Linked DNA regions of Homo sapiens: region 1 is linked to region 2. Evidence: read pairs that join two places in POLR2A ChIA-PET (ENCODE). Cell type or tissue: MCF 10A. All regions are shown on one strand. Each heading gives the region's core, and the rest is flanking DNA. Links, peaks and the distances in the headings are about the cores only. Region 1 has its middle 38 kb from the start of TWIST1. Region 2 overlaps HDAC9 (histone deacetylase 9).

What was found. ChIA-PET counts read pairs that join two places held together with the same protein. Peaks named below come from ENCODE experiments on the same cell type or tissue, not always from the same donor. Only the 100,000 strongest peaks of a DNase experiment are listed, where the experiment ranks them.
Region 1: POLR2A ChIA-PET joins it to region 2 with 5 read pairs; 2 of 35 experiments call an interaction of 5 or more read pairs at or near these places.

The regions. Positions count from the first base shown.
Region 1 is chr7:19,077,959-19,080,887 of GRCh38, forward strand. No RefSeq gene overlaps it. Among named protein-coding and RNA genes, the nearest start is that of TWIST1, 38 kb to the right of the region's middle. In MCF 10A, for the core only: no CTCF peak of the experiment used is centred there; a DNase peak (open chromatin) is centred at 1,373.
Region 2 is chr7:18,894,326-18,897,254 of GRCh38, forward strand. All of the region lies in intron 22 of HDAC9 (histone deacetylase 9), which reads left to right. The region is part of intron 1 of HDAC9-AS1 (HDAC9 antisense RNA 1); the gene reads right to left. Among named protein-coding and RNA genes, the nearest start is that of HDAC9-AS1, 6.2 kb to the right of the region's middle. In MCF 10A, for the core only: no CTCF peak of the experiment used is centred there; a DNase peak (open chromatin) is centred at 1,256.

The DNA of each region.
Region 1 (2,929 bases), core at 246-2,745, 180 kb after region 2:
CTAAATAGACATCTCTCAAAAACAAAACAAAACAAAAAAAACAAAACACGTGGCTGACAGTGTATTGAGCATTCAAAAGAATCACCAAGGAAATACAAATCAAATCACAATGAAATATTGTCTTACCCCAGTTAAAATGGCTATTACTAAAAAAATAACAAATGCTGGCAAGGATGCAGAGGAAAAAAAACTCTCATACGCCATTAGTGGAAATGTAAATTAGTATAGCCATTATGGAAAACAATATGAAGACTTCTCATAAAACTAAAATCAGAACTACCATACAATCCAGCCATCCTACTACTGGGTATTTATCCAAGGAAAGGAAATTAGTATATCTAAGGGATACAAACAGCTCCATGTTTATTGCAGCACTGTTCACAATAGCCAAGATACAAAATCAACCCAAGTATTCATAAATAGGTGATTGGATAAAGACAATGTGGTATATTTATGCAATGGAATATTATTTGGCTATTAAAAAAGAATAAAATTCTGTCATTTGTAGCAGCATGGGATGGAATTGGAGGTCAATGTGCTAAGTGAAATTAGACACAGAAAGGCAAATATGTGGAAGCTAAAACAGTTGATCTCATGGAGGTAGAGGGTAGAATAATAGTTATCAGAGGCTGTGGGTGTGTAGGGAGAGGGGGAATGAAGAGAGGTTGGTTAATGGGTACAAAATTACCGTTAGCTAGAAGGAATAAGTTCTAAGGTTTGATACTATAGCAAGCGATTATAGTTAACAACAATGTATTGTTCACTTCAAAATAGCTAGAAGTAAGGACTTGAAATGTTTTCAACACAGAAATGATACATGCTAATGGTGATGGATATTCTAAATACCCTGACTTCATCATCACACATATCTGCATGCAACAAAATATCACATATACCCCTTAAATATGCATAAATAGTATGTACCAATACAAATAAATCATATTAGAGCAGGTCTAGAGTATCCTTTATTCTACATTTAGCTTAGTTTTACTATTAACACATTGTATTTTATTACTTAATATTGAATGCCCCAGATGTTCAACAATTCTTCCCTCTGACTAGTTGGAACACAAATATCTGCCATTTGCAGGTGAGCTCTAAGAATTTTTCAACTTACAGCTCCCTAGTAGTTCTGAGACTGACCTCATGTTCCAGCCTATAAATGCATAGTTTAGTAATCAGTCACAGACTCAGGTCACCTCTATGCAAACTCGAATGCTCCTTTTCTAGTCACCTTTCTCCTCTGAGGGATTTTGTGAGTTCAGTTGGCTTTGCCTCCCAGAACAATAATCTCTTTTTTTACCCAGCAAGACCATCGTGCTTTCATTGGGTCCCATCCCTGTCTTATGGTCGGGAAAATTCCTTTAGGCAGAAAGATGATGCAATCATAAAGCTCACTTTGTTTATTTCTCTTCTCTCAAAGATCACAGTCCTGTACTGCCTACTGTCCAATTTGTAAAAATGATTGCTTCATATATTTTCGTCCTGTTCTCTAGTTGTTTATAGCAGTAAGGCAAAACTGGAACTGATTACTTTTTCATGGTAGAAGCTGAAGTCTTTGAATTTTCTATTTTTGTCACCTGTACTGTAACAGAGTGGTATAAATCCCACCTCTACTACTGCCTAACTAGATGGATTTAAATTTATTGAATTTCCTTTTCCTTATCTGTAAAATGGGCATAAAAATATATACCACTAGATTGTTCAGTTCACTAATTAGTTAAATATGGTATAAACACATCTAGAAGGAGTATCTAAAGGTTGATTCTCCTCCTTCTTTCAAGAGAAAAGACTATAAAATAAGACAATTTCATTAAATACCCAAAATATTAAAAGCAAAATTTTGTGATATCTATAATAAAAACGGTTTCTGTGGGCTCCCATCCATGTCTTCAAAACACATGCTAAGTACTAATTAAACCTATATCCTAAATTCATGCCTCTTTTCGACCTCTGTATTCAACCAGTTGCTTCCGTCTGTTCATAAGCTCCCATCTCTCCTGTTATCAATTTTCCCCGTTGTGGACTTCACCACTTGCTATCTGCACACATCATCATCAACACCACATTTTCCTAACCTTAGTTATTAACCTTTCTGTCTGATTATCTGATCTAAGTATAGAACCCCATGAAACATTCCTAGTTTGATCATTTTTCCTGTCAGAGGCATTCAAACCAGAGCTACTCCAAATCACAACTGAATAGGGGCTGGGTAAAATGAGGCTGAGACCTGCTGGGCTGCATTCCCAGGAGGTTAGGCATTCATAGTCACAAGATGAGATAGGAGGTCACAAGATACAGGTCACAAAGGCCCTGCTGATAAACATGGTACAATAAAGAAGCCAGCCAAAACCAATATGGCAACAAAAGTGACCTCATTATATGCTAATTATAATGCATTAACATAGTAAAAGAGACTTTCACCAGCATCAGCACAGTTTGCAAATGCCATGGCAATGTCTGGAAGTTACCCTATATAGTCTAAAACGGGGAAGAATTCTCAGTTCCAGGAACTCCCCATCCCTGTCCCAGAAAACTCATGAATAATTCACCCCTTGTTTAGCATATAGCCAAGAAATAACCATAAGTATACTCAATCAAGCAGCCCACGCTGCTGCTCTGCCTATGGAGTAGGCATCTTTCACTTGCTTAATAAACTTCCTTTCACTTTGTTCCGTGGACTTGGGGAAAGAATCCCCAAATTCTTTCTTGTGTGAGATCCAAGAACCCTCTCTTTGGGTCTGAATTGGGACCACTTTCTGGCAACATTCTTACCTTCCTCTCTTTGGGTCTGAATTGGGACCACTTTCTGGCAACATTCTTACCTTGAAATTCACCTATAACATCATTTTCTCCTAAAGAGAAGCCTGAGAAGATAGTTCTGTACATTTGAATTTCTTAATATACGTGGACACCAAATATAAACAGA
Region 2 (2,929 bases), core at 157-2,656:
TTATGACATTGGAGCCATGAGGGGGAGCCATATGAAGCCTGATTGATTTTCACTGGCAGAGTGTGCTGTCCTGTAGCCCAATGGAGGCAAGCCGTTCAAAGAGGAGCACAAGCCATTAGCTCTATCAAATGTCCTTAAAGGGTCAAGTAAGATAAAAACTGACCACTAGATTCAGTAACATGCAGGCCACTTCTGACCTAGACAAGATAAGGAGTTTGATGAGTTAAAAGCCTGATTAGAGGAGAAATTGGAGGAGAGAAATTGTAGACTGCACATATAGACTGCTGCTCTTGAGGAATTTTATTCTAACGGGGAAGAGATCAATGGAGCAGTAGGTAGAGGGAGGAAAGGGTCTGATGAGTACTTGAAAAAATAATCTTAATAAAATGACAGCATATTTATGTGATGCTGGTCATCTTCTAGTAGAGAGGGAAAATTGATGCTGCTGTAAAAAGAAGAGAGAATTGCTATACAAATGTTCTTGAATTTGTGAAAGAATTGAGTTCTAGGACACAGGTAGAAGGCTTGGGCTTAGATACAGGAGAATTTATCCACAGGAGCAGTTGAAAAAGCAGAGTATGTGGGTCCAGATGCTGGCAGGTGATGGGTGTAATGGTGGGAGATATATGAAGTGTGCTTCTGACTTTTTTCTCAGTGAAACAGGAACAAAGGTAATCACTGAGAATTCGAATGGGCAAGAACATTTTGGAGGCTTGAAAACATGAGAGAAGGTATGGCATAATTATCTACAGGAGTGAAAAAGGGGATCTACTAGCGGAAAATAGCTTAGAACAACTTATGAGCCCATGTAAATTTCACATATAACTTTAAAGTGAGACCAGTCAGAATAACTATGTCAAATAACAATACCATTTCACCAGCCATATTCGATAGGGCTCAGGCCCCGCTAGGCAGAGAGCTGGATGTAACCAGGATTGAGTTAGAGTAAAAGAGACAAGTGATTATCTGATGTACTAAGGATTTTAAACTGGTTTAAAAGGAAAGTGAGACAATGTAGATTATAAGAGAAATGAAAAATTGGTAGGATCAATGGATTGTAGATCCTAGAAATACTGCAGTGTGGCAGTAAAGAGAGTAAATTGAAAAGCTAGAAGGTGATAATAAGAGAGGAGGATGCTTGGAATTGATAGTATGAAAGAGTTCTGATTTTTGTTAATCAAAAGGACGAGAGCATGATTACAAAAGTGAGTCACTAAATCCTATTCTAAAGATCAGCTCATGAAGTGAGTCACTTTAAATTCTTATTAGGTGAGTGTACTCCTCCTTTGAATATGAGTGTTATCTTTTTATGAAAGAAGAAAGTTTTGACTTGATACTTTCAGTTAATGCTGAGATTTAAAAATAAAAAACAGCAGGGCAGCATGTTTCCCTTAGCATCGAACAGCTCTCTTTGGCTGTCTATTCTCTTGTAAGGTTAGACAGTTGGAGTTCGCATTTGATCTGAGGCTTTAAGCTTCTTGTTATACTCAATTTCCAAGAGTTTCCTGTTTAGAGACTTGAAATGCAGCTTAGTAACAATAAGTCATTATTTAATCATGATTAACCACTTTTTAAATGGACATATTTCCAAAAGGGAGAGGTAGCAGTTTCTTAGGTGTGGATTTTGTATTCCTTGACTATACAAGCATAAAGAAAACATTTGTTTATTTGGATAATCAAGAAAATCTCAAAAAGGAGCAGCTGCAGTTTTCATTAATGCCGAAGGGAAACATCAAGAAGATACTTTTCCTAATGTACATTAAATTCCAAGTGTTATTTATGAAGGAAGAAACTATTTTATGAAATATGATCTGTTGACGTTTAAATGTAAATTTTATTTTCCATTAGAGTCTTATTTATGTTTCAAAAATGGACAAATATTTATATTTATGCTTAAGATAAAAATATAGAAATATTTCTGCTTACTAATTTGAAGATTTATTAGCATTTGATCATAAAAACATAGAAAAGAGACTAATCACTTTAAGAGCCAAGAAAAATATGTATATTTTTTCCAACTTTACAGTAACTTTTAAGAAACACTCAATTTGGTCAGGCAGGATTCATTCACCATTACCTTTAAAAGCACAAGGTAGAAACTTATCTTCATTAAGTGCCACTGAATGTCTGGCACCACATAACTAACCAGAGAATTCAGTAGCTTAGGGTCTATGGAATGCCTCAAGTTCAAAGGAAGAGAGACATCCTGTTTGGTGTTGTATTTCACTTATGCTGTTAAAACTGCCCAGACCCCATTAAGTGTTTTCTTTTTCATTCTTGGGCATGATCTTCTTTGTCCCTCATGAATAACACAAAGCTTAATAAAACTCCATGCCAGACTAAATAATTTTAACAATGTGTTATAAGATTTTATTTTTAGGTATAAAGGTCTTTCTTTTTGTGCAAAAGCCATTTTGTTAAAGATAGTGACATCGGGTCACACGCCACTCCTGTGGACCTGGCTTGTTAGAGAACTAGCAAGAACATTGTCTCAGACCCAATTCCTTCACACTGCAAATTCCACTGTTGAAACTTTTACTACAATGGGTATCTATGGAGAAATAGTGAAGGTAAATAAACTCTAAATTTTCCACTGAGGAAAATTCATTCTCAATTCCTGAGACCATAAACATGAACACAGAAAAATAAGGTGTTTTGAACTACTTCTGCATACAATGACATTGTAAAGGATTTAGCAATATGTATTCATTAAGTCTAGAGTATGCATATGCTCATTTTTTCTAGTTTAAAACCACAACCTATATCTTCCTTGAATTTCCTGAATATAATAAATTTTAAAAATAGAAAAAAAATTTAATTAAATTTGGGGAAAATAATGGCTGAAAAAATCTGGTCTGACTGAATTTTTCAGAAATAGCTTTACTGACATTTTTCTACATAATTATTTGTAACAGAGTGTGGTTAAGAA